Linked DNA regions of Homo sapiens: region 1 is linked to region 2. A link is an interaction called in ENCODE POLR2A ChIA-PET data of the cell type or tissue named here. Cell type or tissue: PC-9. All regions are shown on one strand. Each heading gives the region's core, and the rest is flanking DNA. Links, peaks and the distances in the headings are about the cores only. Region 1 overlaps PTPN2 (protein tyrosine phosphatase non-receptor type 2). Region 2 has its middle 15 kb from the start of PTPN2.

Region 1 (7,652 bases), core at 574-4,573, 87 kb after region 2:
AATCTTTTAATTATTAAAGTAACTGGAAACTTGAGATACTTTTGCCTTCATTAAACACTGATACTTGGTTTATGTGATATTTGACTTTATAACAACAAGCAACTTGAATATTTATGGCAGATATAATGAAATTCCAGCAAAATGTTATATTCTTCTGGTTGGTGGCTTTATTCTCATTAAGCTATTTTTACTGCATATTTGTAGAACCTAAGTTCAAAGACTGATCAGAAACTTGTGTTATGTACTAAGTTAAAATGTAAAATAGAAACAACCACAGACTCCATTTTTTGTCTGGTTTAATCACATAGTATTGGACATAAGCAGATACTGTAAGTTGATGCATAATATAAGAAGATCGACTGTCTTTTCATTATGTTTCTCATGTGTGAACATATTTACTAGCACTTTCATTTCTCTGATTACTAGCCAATATAAGAATGTAAATTAGATCGGACCATTGGTGTCAGAATAAAGGTTTATTTAAAAAGATTTTTTCCAAATCTTTAAATAGCATTAAAATATTCTTAATGCACAGAAACATTAGGGCACTCAGAGCCAAAATACGCAATGTTTGGGAAACTCAGCCCATTAGAACATGTCCTGCTTCAGACGCCAGACTTTGGGAACACTGGATTTGCCAGGGTCACTTTGGCAGTGATCAGTGATTTAGGTGAAGTAAAAGTTATTTCAGATGTTTAAGATTAGGAAAATTTCCCTTTCTAATCACAGTGAGCTTTCACCAACTTAAATCTGGAGTTCAAAAAGAAAAGTAGTTCAATCAGATTTCCCCATGCCTTCACAGCCTGCATGCCGCCTTCCCTGCCTGCTTCCTGGCTGTGATGAGACGGGTAACTGGGAGGGAAATGTATTGTCCTTTGGATTGTGTCTTTCCTACCACTGCTTTTTTTTTTTTTAAGTTTTGTGTCTTTAGTTTTAGAATACATACTTTATCTGAGGGTGGATCTTTTTTTATCACAGAGATGAGTTTTTCTGGACACACTTTTTTGTGGAGTCTTTGACAGTGCAGTTTGTGGCTAGGAAGGATTTTTTTTCTGTTAATTTATCTGGTGTGATATTGTCCTCAGGCTCTCAATTCTAAGGCATTTTCTGCCCCTATTCCAGATAGGATATTGGAAACATCTTTATCCTTCAGGTACTCAGGATCAGAAAAGCATGCTGCCCATTCCAAGGGGTTAATTTCTGCAGAAATGGTCTTGGCATTCTGAGAATCTTTTTTAATTGGTGCATTTAGACCATCGGCATATGAAGTGATTACTGATAAAGTTGGATTAATAAATACATACCACACATGCTACTGGTTTTTTTTTCTTTTTTTGAGACGCAGTTTTGCTCTTGTTGCCCAGACTGGAGTGCAATGGCACAATCTCGGTTCACTGCAGCCTCTGCCTCCCAGGTTCAAGTGGTTCTCCCCACTCAGCCTTCCGAGTAGTTGGGATTACAGGTGCCTGCCACCACTCCTGGCTAATTTTGCATTTTTAGTAGAGATGGGGTTTCACAGTGTTGACCAGGCTGGTCTCGAACTCCTGACCTCAAGTGATCGCCCACCTCGGCGTCCCAAAGTGCTGAGATTACAGGCGTGAGCCACCGCACCCAGCCCAAAGTGATTGTATCTTAAGTCTGTAAATATGTGTAATTATAATCTTAAAGCATGTATTCATTTACAGAAAACTTCCAATGACTTTGACATTCCTATAGACATATAGGCTATTTGCAATTGCCTTTCAGCACAAGGTCAGGCATAAATACTTAAGCTGGTTGCTGGTATTACCACATATTTATTAGCATATTCCCAGTATTGATGATGACAGTTAACCCCCCAGAGTAAATATCTAGTTTGGCAATTCAGAACTAATGTTGTAAGATCTCTAGCTGGTAATTTGATATTACTAATAAAGTATTAAATGTAAATGATAAACTTTTAACAAATTACAGAGGATTTGAAGTTTAATTGCATTGCTTAAAGCTTTCTTCAGTGAGAGAAATGGGTAGAGCTAGGGTTCTAGGCATTGTGTGGGGGGCATGGCTCCTAGTGGCAGTGACTCATGGGTTGGTGCAACGTGAGCACAGAATTAGAAAGAAAGATGAAACAGTACCAGGCCTCAAAATGAGAGCTCCTTTGAGGTTATAGTTTAGTGAAATGTAATTCCTTGGCTTCACCAGTCAGCATTAATGACCTGAGGCAGGTGACTCAGGAGTGCTGGCTCCCTTGTGTGTCACAGGGAGGACAGAGACGAGTGAGTTTGCTGAACCTATATAGGCATGAGTGAGTTTGCTGAACATAGGCACGAGTGAGTCTGCTGATCATAGCCATGAATGAGTCTGTCGAACATAGCCATGAGTGAGTTTGCTGAACATAGCCATGGCAAAATGACATTGTTGGGTTTGTGGGGTTTTTTTAATTCACTAGCATTAAATATCTCTTTTATTTCTCTCTCTGCCGAGTGCTTTCCTTGTTGACGTATTCTGAATTTGTTGCATATTCTGGGAAGTGGTCCAGTGAGACTTGATTTTTGGTGTCATCTTATTTGTTGACATTGTTGAGTGTTGTCCAGCTATAAGGCCAAGTTACATAACTAGGTCTCAGTCAAGAGTGGAAACTTCAAAAATTGACCAGTGTAAATTCTGGAGACAATTTAACATTTTTGTGGGGTACTTTGTTGAACACACATCTTTATAAGGGGTCACAGCATAGTCAACCCAGACTTGCCTAGGTTAAAATTCTGTCTCTACTATTTGTTAGGTGCATATCCTTGGGCGAGTTACCTAATTATTCTCCCCACATCTTCCGTAAAAAGGGTGTAATAATGGTAATATTAGTATTAGTGCTTATCTCCTAAGGTTATTGTGAGGATTAAGAGCTAGCACATTTGAAGTGTTAGAATATGGCATGGAGAGTAGCAAGTACTCCATGTCTTCACTATAAAAGATTTGGATTGAGTAACAAAACAAACAAGGGAACAAAGAAAATAGACAGTCATCTAAGTGAAGACATCCTTAATTACTCCTGTGTTCCATTATATTGTAGTTTCTTGATTGTTGGCACAGTATTCTTTCGGGGACATGGTTTGCGCCCTCTTAGGGCTCAGGATTTTCAGTTCTACCCCACTACTCATGAAGTCCAGAGACCTCTTTCCCGGAGGTCTATTTCCTTTCCAGCCTCATCTCTCCTACTCAAGCTTTGCGTGTTTTCCATCCTCTAGACAAATTGTACCAAACTGTACTACTAACTGTTCTCCAAACACAACAAACTGTAGAATTTCACATTTTCTAAATCTTCTGTAAATCAACTATTATAAAACAAAAAAGCCAGCCGTGGTAGTTCTCTCCTATAGTCCCAGCTACTCAGGAATCTGAGACAGGAGGACTGCTTGAGCCCAGGAGTTTGAGGCTACAGTGAGCTGTGATCACACCATTGCATTCTGGCCTGGGCAACAGAGTAAGACCCCATCTCTAAAAAAATTAAAAACATAAAAAGAGGTACATTGATTATGCAGCTAAGTAAAATAGCCATATCTGGGAACGGTGAAGTGTGGAAAATGCTTTTTTTTTTGAAACAGAGTTTCACTGTTGTTGCCCAGGCTGGATTGCAGTGGCGTGATCTCGGCTCACTGCAACCTCCGCCTCCCAGATTCATGCAATTCTCCTGCCTCAGCCTCCCAAGTAGCTGGGATTACAGGCTTGCACCACCATGCCTGGCTAATTTTGTATTTTTAGTAGAGACAGGGTTTCTCCATGACACCGAGTCTCATCTTTCACCCAGGCTAGAGTACAGTGGCACAATCTCAGCTCACTACAACCTCGGCCTCCCGGGTTCAAGCAATTCTTCTACCTCAGCCTCCCAAGTAACTGGGATTACAGGCATGTGCCACCACACCCAGCTAATTTTTGTATTTTTGGTAGAGATGGGGTTTCACCATGTTGCCCAGGCTGGTCTCAAACTCCTGACCTCAAGTGATCTGCCCACCTCAGCCTCCCAAAGTGCTGAGATTACAGGCATGAGCCACTGTGCCAGGCGTGCCTTTTTCTTTTTAATACCTCTGGTACATGATGACAATGAGACAAATTAGAAACTAGTTTATCCATTGTATGAATGGATTTCCCAGAGATTTTTTAAAGATCTGAATACAAGCATTGCTTTTAACAGTACCATATTGCACAAGAGTAACTCCAGGGAATGAATATTCCATAAGTTCTAAAAAACTTTAAGTTGCAATGTTACATCTCTGTCCAAAATCATTAGACTCCTCGGGCAATAAGTAGAGTATTCCTTATTTATTAGATCCAAGACTCCTTGCGTCCTTGATAGGATCTTCAAAGAAGGCCATCCCTGTCCATACCAAGTCATTTGGGCCAGTGTCAGTCATAGGTAATCAAAACCATTGGCTCCCACTGCTTCTGCCTCTACCACTTGCCACTGGCAGATACATAGATGGGGATCATGTTTCATCCTTTCAAGGACTTGAGAGACTATAGTCCCAGTGCATAGGTTATATATGCGTTTTTCTTCTCTGGCATGTACAATTGTCACTGCTTTCATCTGCAGGGGCCCAGATACACTCTTCTTCCTCTACCTTTGTCCCTAGGAATGGTGACAAGTGAGAGCACAGGAAACATATTTTCTAGACATGATGCTGGGCGCTTCACATGCCATCTCATTAATCACAACTGTCTCCCAGGGTAGATGATGACATCCTCTTTCATAGAAGAAACTGAAATTTGTCTTCATCTTGGTCCGAATCCTGGTTTGTGTTGCCATCTACTCCTGAAGGCCATGCTAGAGGCATGCTGGAGGGTGTTTCTCTAGCCCAGTGGTGGGCTAGCCAGCTGCCTGGAGCTGCTAGCGTACCTGATAGACACAACCAAATTAAAGTCCTTTAGCATCACAAGGACCAGCTTGGAGATCTCACCGTTAGTTCTCCCCTAGACTGAACAGTGGCAAGGAGCAAGAAGGTTCCAGATCACATTCAAGCACCACTGTGGTGACTACTCCAGTGTTACATACCTCTGGATTAGAAGTGGATTAAGATTCAAGCAAAATCTACCTTGGCTGAAATCTTTTTAAAAATTTTTGTGTTTTTTGTGCAGTGCTACTTTATTTTTTATTTTGTTTTTTTGTCTGTTGGTTGGTTGGTTCTTTTGAGACGGAGTCTCGCTCTGTCGCCCAGGAGTGCAGTGGTGTGATCTCAGCTCACTGCAACCTCCGCCTCCTGGGGTCAAGTGATTCTCCTACCTCAGCCTCCCGAGTAGCTGGGACTATAGGCGTGTGCCACCACACCCAGCTAATTATTTTGTATTTTTAGTAGAGATGGGGTTTCACCATGTTAGCTAGGATGGTCTCGATCTCCTGACCTCTTGATCCACCTGCCTCAGCCTCCCAAAGTGTTGGGATTACAGGCGTGAGCCACCGCATGCCCCGGCCTTTGTTTTTAATTGACACTTAGTAATTGTACATATTTATGGGGTTCAGTGTGATATTTTGATACATTTATGTAATGACCAAATTAGACTAGCACGTCTATCACCTCATACATTTATCTTTTCTTTGTGGTGAAAACGTTCAAAATCCTCTCTTCCAGCTATTTTGAAATCTCTATTTAATTATATATTATTATGTGCTAATATATTTCATAGTACTTGAAATATATATAAGTATATATAAGTATTTCGAAATAGCCAGAAGAGAGGATTTTATGTGTATATAAAATGTGTATGTATATAAATTTTTTTCGAGATAGGGTCTCATTCTCTTGTTCATGCTGGTGTACAGTGGCACGATCATGGCTCGCTCACTGTAGCCTCCGCCTCCTGGGCTCAAGTGATCCTCCTGCCCTAGTCTCTTAAGTAATTGGGACTGCAGGCGCGTGCCACCACATATGGCTAATTTTTAAATTTTTGTAGAGACTGGGTCTCACCATGTTGCCCAGGCTGATCTCAAACTCCTGGGCTCAAGCGATCTGCCCGCCCTAGCCTCCCAAACTGCTAGAATTGCAGGCATGAGCCACCACACCCTGTCTGAAATATTAAATATTATTAACCATAGTCATTCTGTGCAGTAAAACACCAGAACTCATCCCCCTGTTGAACTGTTGTTCAGTTTCTCACTATGCCCCCTCTTCCCTACTCTGCGAAGCCTCCAGTAGGTACTATTCTACTCTCTGCTTCTATGAGATTAACATTTTTAGATTCCACATATGAGTGAGAACATACAGTATTTGTCTTTGTGTACTTGGCTTAATGTCCTCCAGTTTCATCCATTTTGCCACAAAAGACAGGATTTCTTTTTTTTTTAATGGCCAAATAGTATTATATTATATATATATATATATATTTTTTTTTTTTTTTTTTTCCACATTTTCTTTCTCCCTCCATTCATTGATGGACATTTAGGTTGATTCCGTATCTTGACTACTGTGAATAGTGCTGCAATAAGCACAGGAGTGCCGATATGCCTTTGAAATCCTAATTTCATTTCCTTTGGATAAATACCCAGTAGTGGGATTGCTGGATCATATGATAGTTCTATTTTTAATCTTTTAAGGAACCTTTATGCTGTTTTCCAAGATGGCTGTACTAATTTACATTCCACCAGCCGTGTACAAGAGTTCCCCTTTCTCCACATTCATGCCAGCATTTATTTTTTGTCTTTTTGATAATAGTCATTCTAATTGGGGTGTGGTGATATCTCAGTGTGGTATTGATTTGCATTATTCTGATGATTAGTGATATTGACCATTTTCTCATGTATCTGTTGGCTCTTTGTATGTCTTTTAAGAAATGGCTATTCAGGTCTTTTACCTATTTTTAATTGGATTACTTGTGTTTTCTGCTATTGAATTTTGTTTGAGTTTCTTATATATTCTGGATATTAATCCCTGTCAAATGTATAGTTTGCAGATATTTTCTTCCATTCTGTAGATTGTCTCTTCAGTCTATCGATTGCTTCCTTTGCTATACAGAAGCTTTTTAGTTTGATGTAATCCCATTTGTCTGTTTTTGCTTTTGAGGTCTTATACAAAAGACCCTTCCCTTGCCCAGACCAATGTCCTGAAGTGTTTCCCTATCTTTTCTTCTAGTATGTATATTTGTTTGGGGTCTCATATTTAAGTCTTTAGTCCATTTTGAGTTGATTTTTTAATATGGTGAGAGATAGGGGTCTAGTTTCATTCTTGGGCATCTAGATATCCAGTGTTCCCAACACCATTTATCAAAGAGACTGTCCTTCACCAGTGTATATTCTTGGCATCTTTGTCAAAAATAAATTGGCTGTAAATACGTAGATTTATTTCCATGCTCTGTCTTCTGTTTTATTGGTCTTTATACCTGTTCTTATGATAGTAGCATGCTATTTTGGTTACTATAGCTTTGTAGTATATTTTGAGGTCAGGTAGTGTGATGCCCCCAGCTTTTTGCTCAAAATTGCTTTGGCTTTTGGGGTCTTTTATGATTTCATACAAATTTTAGGATTATTTATTCTGTTTCTGTGAAGAATATCATTGGTATTTTCATTGAATTGCATTGAATCTGTAGATCACTTTATGTAGTATGGACATTTTAACAGTATTAATTTTAATCCATGAACATAGGCTATCTTTCCATTTGTGTCCTCTTCAACTTTTTCCATTAATGTTTTA
Region 2 (7,652 bases), core at 2,451-6,450:
ATAAAGACATAAACCAGGAACATAGTCATATATTACCATTATCAAGTATTATGTACCTTACATATTGTATTTATTTTATTTTACTTTATTTTATTTTATTTTTGACAGAGTTCTGCTCTGTCATCCAGGCTGGAGTGTAGTGGTGCAATCTTGGCTCACTGCAACCTCTGCCTTCCAGGCTCAAGCAATTCTCGTACCTTAGCCTCCTAAGTAGCTAGGATTACAGGCATGCTCCACCATGCCCAGCTAATTTTTGTACTTTTAGTAGAGATGGGATTTCACCATGTTAGTCTGCCTGGTCTCAAGCTCCTGACCTCAAGAGATCCACCTGCTTCGGCCCCCCAAAGTGCTGGGATTACAGGCGTGTGCCACCGTGCCATACCTTATGTAATTGTATGCTAGACTTTTATATGATTGGCAGCACAGCAGGTGTGTTTACACCAGCACCACTGCAAACACATGAGCAATGAGCTGTGCTAAGATGTTACGATGGCTGCTCCATCACCAGGTGATAGGAATTTTTCAGCTCCATTATAATATTAGGGGACTGGCGTCATATACGCGGTCTGTTGTTGAACAAAACCTTGTTATATGGCACATATTGTAGACACACACACAGAGAGAGAGAGAGAGAGAGAGAAGAGAGAGATTATGAGGAACTGGCTTGCATGAGCATGAAGGTAAAAAGTGTCACGATCTGCCATCTGAAAACTCAAGACCCAGGAAAACCACGGCTGTAATTCCAATCCAAGTCCAAGGGCCTGAGAACAAGGGAAGCCAGTGGTGTAAATTCCAGCCCAACGGCAGGAGGAAACCTGTGTCCCAGCTCAAACAGTGAGGCAGGACCAAAAAAATGGGTGAATTCCCCCACCCTCCCCTTGTGGTTCACTCAGGCCCCTAACGAATTGGATGGAGAGCAATCGACTTTTCTGAGCCACCAGTTCAAATGTCCGTCCCATCCTGAACACCCTCACAGACACACCAGAAATAGTGTTTAATGTGCACACCCCATGGTGCAGTCAGATTGACACATAAAATTAAGTATCACCTCAAGCTTGCCAGGGCAAAGATGCGTGGCTGCTTTCTGTGGCCAGAGTGTGGGCCATGTGAAAGAAAGAGCTGGCTGGGGTGGTCTCAGATCATGTCTGGAGGAGTGAGGAGGCAACAGCAGGAAAAAACAACAAGGACAACAACACATGACCGTGTACGGCCAGATGGCGATGGGCTGAGAAAGGAGTCATAGGGAACCAGATGGAGGGCATGAACTGCAGCTAAGAAACCTCCAGCAGCGAGGGGAGGAGGGGCACCAGGACCTCGATTCGATGCAAAACCCGGTCGTGCTCTGGGCGCCACTCAGAATTGTAAGTCATCTGATAAATGGGTTGAAGCAAAGTTTCTAAGTGTAGCACATGATGCCTCCAAAATTCAAAGAGGACTTCCAAATGCTCTGCCTCTTTCTCAGTGGTAGGGAGGGCAAGGTGCAATGATATGTTCTTTACACTAGAATGTTTCATCATGCTCAGACCATTTCATCTTTTAAAAACTTTAACAGGGAATGAATTTTCTTTTCTTTTATCTTCTTTTTTCAATACAGGGTCCTGCTCTGTCATCCAGGCTGGAGGGCAGTGGTACAATCATGGCACATTGCAGCCTCCACCTCCTAGGCTCAAGGGATCCTCCTGCCTCAGCCTCCCGAGTAGCTGCGATTATAGGCATGTGCCACCATGCCCGGCTAATTTTGTATTTTTAGTAGAGACGGGGTTTCTCCATGTTGGTCAGGCTGGTCGCGAACTCCTGACCTCAGGTGATCCGCCACCTTGGCCTCCCAAAGTGCGGGGATTACAAGAGTGAGCCACCGCATCCGGCCTGGATTTCTTAATATTTACAGTGTACCTGCTACACTCTGATGCATACGTCTCACCAAGGCAGCCAGAGGACTTGCAACTTCCCGCTCACCAGGTCCAGTTAACATGACATCCTCAAACAGTGGGCTGATGTGACATTCTGCAGATGCCAAGAAGATCAAGACCCTGGTGGGCTATGTTGGGACAGAAAGTAGAGGTTCTGGGGCAAGACAGTGAGTGTGATGAATGTTGTTCATTCCAAGTAAAAACTAACTATTTTGATCCTCTTTATTGGCAGATATTGAGAAGTATGATATTAATGGTTCAGTAGCCACATAACAAGCTTTGGAAACTGTGTTGATTGTTCATACCATATACCACATTGTGTAGTCCATGCTACAGTCCATACAACCTATGATTGGGGCTCTATTTATTTATTATTATTATTATTTTTATTTTTATTTTTTGAGATGGAGTCTCGCTCTGTTGCCCAGGCTGGATCGCAGTGGCCTGATTCTGGCTCACCGCAACCTCCACCTCCCGGGTTCAAGCAATTCTCCTGCCTCAGCCTCCTGCATAGCTGGGACTACAGGTGTGCGCCACCATGCCTGGCTAATTTTTGTATTTTTAGTAGAGCCAGGGTTTCACTATGTTGGCCAGGCTGGTCTCAAACTCCTGACCTCGTGATGCACCCACCTCGGCCTCCCAAAGTGCTAGAATTACAGGTATGAGTTACCGCGCCAAGCCTATTTATTCATTTATTTGTTTATTTTTGAGACAGAGTCTCGATCTGTCACCCAGGCTGGAGTGCAGTGGCACGATCTCTGCTCACTGCAACCTCTGTCTCCCAGGTTCAAGCAATTCTCCTGCCTCAGCCTTCTGAGTAGCTGGGACTACAGGCGTGCACCACCACAGCTGGCTAATTTTTGTATTTTTAGTAGAGACGGGGTTTCACCATGATGGCCAGGCTGGTCTCGAACTCCTGACCTCAGGTGATCCGCCCGCCTCAACCTCCCAAAGTGCTGGGATTACAGGTGTGAGCCACCGCGCCCAGCAGGGCTCCATTTAGTTAGGTTTACAGTAGTCCACCCTTATCTGCCATGATCTGTGTAATTTTTGTAAGGGCCACTTGGGTAAATTGAAGGGGACTGCCACCCTCCATCCTTGAAGTTGCTTATGGTGGTGCTACTCTCTGCAATTCCTTCTAGTATTGCTTCTGATTTTTCAGGGACTTCTCTCCTGTGTCTTCCCCCCTATGTCTAGATGTCTAGAAATCATTGTAAGGTTTCTGCCAACTACTAGGTATATATCTATCCTAATTATACATGTGGGAGCTGAGAAAATAACCACAGGCCATGTTCCTGGACCCAGTGGACCCACTGCAGGGTATACTTGGGTCAGAACTCCATGTATCATCTGCCCTTCAAAAGCTCTGAGTGTAACTGGAGGAACATAACAGGATTTCAGGTCCCGTGGTATCTGAAGTTTCAACTCAGATTTTCTATCCATTTCCTTGGCACCATTGGGCTGCTAGGTGGCTGTAGGTTCCATTGGTGAAGGACTAGGGTAATAGTTATCATCTGTATTTTTAGTGGTGGTGCAGAGTCTTTCATTACAGAGAACTGGCAGGCTTCCCTTCAATCAATGTGCATTAGATCTGTGAACTGACTTAGCTTTGGAAATTGAATGAAGGATTGTGATTTTCCATTGCAGTGGCTAATTTCAAACTTCAGCTTCCCAGCACTTCTTTTTTTTTTTTTTCAAATTGTCCAAGTCAAGTCACAACCTAATTGTTGTTCACCCGTCTCAGCCCCTGGAACAGAGCCCACAGATCCTAGCAGGTCACAGCAGCGTAACTGCCATGCTGGCCTTGCTGCCCATGATACTAACTTCATTCCCCTTCTGCTGCTGCCTCCTCTCTGCGATTTCAGAATCCCGTCATGCCCATTGATACCTGGCATCCATTGGCAGGATCTTCCACTGGCCGGCTCTGGCCTACAAAGGACAATTCCTACCAAGCTTCTCAAAGATGGTCATGCCTCCCTCACCAGTGGGTCTTTGTGCTTTATGAAGGGAGTCTCCTCTGAGTCTTCCCAAAGAACACAGCCGGGAAGTGGGTTCTCTGATACCACATACTAAGCCTATTCTAATGTCTAATTTCCCTGAGCTCGTCTAGTATTCTGCCAAGGAAATTAAAGCATCCTCACCTCATTCATTGTAGGTCATCTTCCTGCCCAAGCTTCAGGAAACTATCCGAGCAGTGGATGAGAAGTGGATTCAGATGCCCTGACTAGGACTCCCAAACCAAGGGGTATATTCCTATATCAATAAATCCTTCTCTACCCATCCTTATATTTGCATCTTCCTTGGCCCAACATCTTAAGCTTTATAATTGCCCATTTTCCTCTCCTTCCTGTTGGTCCACATTAGACAGGTCTTACAATTCTTAGGATATATAAGATTTCTGCCTGGAGTTTGGACTGTTTACCTAAGCTGTGTTGGGATCAGACCCTGCTTCTTAGTATGGAGGTAACAAGTGGTGGCAGGGGTTGCTTTTGGGGAGTTAGTGGCTAAAACTGAGTTTCCTTGCCCTTTGAGACACTTTCTCATGTGAGGGCTTCTGTGAATCTAGTAAGAATGGGGGCGCACATCTGCTGGCCTGGGGGAGCCAAAAAAACCTGGGGTTGCAAGGTTCTCAGGCTGGTCCAAGTCCACCCAGGTATTTCTCAAGTCAATGATTTGAGGACGAGACCATTTATGGCTATGCATTCATGCTCCTTTGCATCTCTGTTTTCCTAATAACACAGTGCTGTGCCTGATTTTCATCCACACATTCTACGAATAAAATGAGCGTCTCCATGAATGCAGTTATGGAGCCGCTTTGCTTCCACAACCTGCCTCAAGCTGACAGTTGCAGGTGGAAACCTGTTTGACTTTTTTTTCAAGACGTCCAGAGCATTTAACAAAGACCAGGAACCTCCAAAATCGTTATAGTTCCCCTCGCCCCAATACCACTTAGGTGTCAGAGCTGCCACATGCCCAGTGCTTTACCTTCCACCTGCACCTCATCCCAAGCCACCAGGGTGAGATCCTTAGCAATCGTGATGTTACCAGATGCCACTCACTCCAGCCTCGTGTTTCTTAGCTCTGTGTTTTCCAGCTCCAAAATCCCATCCTGAGAATCTGCTTCCTAGGCCCATGTCTGTGACTAATTACCTTAGCCTGAGTTCCCTGAAAGCAGACCCTGAGACCAAGGCTTGTTGCAAGGACTTTATTTGGGAAAGCGCTTCTAGAGAGCAGCAGTGCAGGGAAGGAGGATGAACAGGTGAGGAGGAAAAGCAAACATAAGAAAGCCTTGTCACGTCCATCACCAGACACAAATGACGCTTGTTCACACTGAGACTGACTTACTTTTTCTTTCTTCCTTTCTTTCTTTCTTTCTTTCTTTTCTTTCTTTCTTTCTCTCTTTCTTTCTCTCTCTCTCTCTCTCTCTCTCTGTCTCTCTCTCTCTCTCTCTGTCTGTCTGTCTCTCTCTCTCTTTTTCTTTTTAAGACAGAGACTCACTCTGTCACCCAGGCTGGAGTGCAATGGCACGATCTTGGCTCACTGCAACCTTCGCCTCCTGGGTTCAAGAGATTCTTCTGCCTCAGCCTCCTAAGTAGCTGGGATTACAGGTGCCTGACACCACACCCAGCTAATTTTTGTATTTTTAGTAGAGATGGGGTTTCACCATGTTGGTCAAGCTGGCCTCAAAGTCCTGATCTTAGGTGATCCACCCGCCTTGACCTCCCAAAGTGCTGGGATTACAGGCATGAGTCACCACGCCCGGCCCCCACTGGGACTTTCTAAGGAGCCATGAGAAATGCATCCGAGAATCGGCCACCTGGAGGCTCGGTGCAGTGGCTCACATTTATAATCCCAGCACTTTGGGAGGCTGAGGCAGGAAGATCCCTTGAGTTCAGGAGTTCAAGACCAGCCTGGGCAATATAGTGAGACCTTATCTCTACAAAAAAACTTTTTTTTAATTAGCTGGACATGTTGGCATGCACCTAGTCCCAGCAACTCAGGAGGCTGAGGTGGGAGGATCACTTGAGCCCGGGAGGTCAAGGCTGCAGTGAGCCATGATCACACCATTGCCCTCCAGCCTGGGCAACAGAGCAAGACCTTGTTTCAAAACAAAACAAAACAAAAGCAAAACAAAAAAAAATCAAATAATTGCCTTCCTGGGGTGTGAAAGGGGAAATCAACATCGGTTAAGAGTGGTGCCGCGGCGGCGGCGGCGGCGGCGGCGGCGGCGGCCTCGACCTGGCCCGGCGGCGGCCTCGATGGCTCAGGCGTCTTGGCTCCCGACGGGCGCTGCTCCCTGGCGCGCTCTGTTGAGGCGCCGGCCGGCTGGCGCAGTCCTGTGGGCAGCGTGGCGCTTGCAAGCGCAGGAAGAGTTCTGGGGGGACCGCGGTGGGCGGGATACCTTTGGCGCCGGCTCTTCCTCTTTCTCCCGGTTTGTTCCCGACGGTGCTCGCTCGTGGGCCCGCCCTGGCCCGGGCTTTCTGGCCCCGTAGTACCCGCGCGGCCTAGTTCTCGGGGGCTTGGGCACCCGGGTGCTGTATCGGCGGGTTTCTTCCCATGTCCTGGACATTTACTTTATATGCTGCGGCGGAGGTCGTACCTCCTTGGCCTGGAGGAACCCAGTGGGGACTGACGCAGCTCCGGGTGAGCTTTGGCGGCTGTGTCGAGTGACAACGTAGGCATCTCAGCACGGACATTTGCAGTGGCCCGACGGCGCAAATGACAGGGGAAGTCCCCTTGTTTTGAGTATGAGGTGTTTGTCGCTGTCCCTTTATAAGGGTCCAACTCCACTCATACTCACCTCCCTCGCCCCCCCCCCCACCCCGCCCAGAACACTTTGGTAGCTGCCTTTGCTTAAAAAAAAAAAAATTCTAAAGTTCTTACAAATCGTTAGTATGGCTTACAATTTTTAACCTTTTCCACAAATGTTTTTAGGGTATTTTTCCTCTTTACAGGTAAATGATGTGATCTATTTTGGATTCAATAAGACTTTAGTAATTGGATCTAAAGAGTGACGGAAGAAGCTATTAAAGGTGGATGTGCACAGAAAAAAAAAAAAAAAAGAGTGGTGCCACTGGTGCTAACTCCTCTGCACATCTGAGTTAAGAATGTTTCAGTGAATTGTGTGTTCGTTTAGGTGTTGCAAGTCACAGCATCAGAGAAGCCCCAGAGCGGAAAGTGAAAGGTGCTCAGAGATGATCATTCATATGGCTATGAACTAATTAAGATTCAGGGATTTGAATGTGTCTCCTCATAACAAGAATATACAATATACTTCATGTAAATTTTTCTAGTCAAAGAAATGTTAATTAAAACTGTCTGGACTCTGTTTCACCTGGGAGAAAGTATGTTTTTGCAACAATATCAATTCTTTTGTGTTTTTTATTAACATAATAGTATTTCATTTCAGAAGCAGCCTGATATGCACATAAGCATAAAATAGTAAGAAGTGGGAAGTAGTTGTGGATAAAAAGGAACCAGGCCAAGCACGGTGGCTCATGCCTTTAATTCCAGCACTCCAGGAGGCCAAGTTGGGAGGGTTCATAGGGATGTGGGCAAACATATAGTTCTAAATCGCTGCCTATAGCATTACATTGATTCTATTCTTTCATACAGCAATTTAACAGTGGATTTCAAAAGCTATAAAAATATCTGGCTGGGCACAGTGGCTCACACCTGTAATCCCAGCACTGTGGGAGGTCAAGGCAGGTGGATGACTTGAGTCCAGGAGTTCAAGAACAG

The links. Peaks named below come from ENCODE experiments on the same cell type or tissue, not always from the same donor. Only the 100,000 strongest peaks of a DNase experiment are listed, where the experiment ranks them.
Region 1: POLR2A ChIA-PET joins it to region 2 with 6 read pairs; 21 of 35 experiments call an interaction of 5 or more read pairs at or near these places.

The regions. Positions count from the first base shown.
Region 1 is chr18:12,806,284-12,813,935 of GRCh38, reverse strand. The region is part of intron 7 of PTPN2 (protein tyrosine phosphatase non-receptor type 2); the gene reads left to right. Among named protein-coding and RNA genes, the nearest start is that of LINC01882, 61 kb to the right of the region's middle. In PC-9, for the core only: no CTCF peak of the experiment used is centred there; a DNase peak (open chromatin) is centred at 2,205; H3K27ac peaks cover 2,108 bases.
Region 2 is chr18:12,895,597-12,903,248 of GRCh38, reverse strand. No RefSeq gene overlaps it. Among named protein-coding and RNA genes, the nearest start is that of PTPN2, 15 kb to the right of the region's middle. In PC-9, for the core only: no CTCF peak of the experiment used is centred there; no DNase peak of the experiment used is centred there.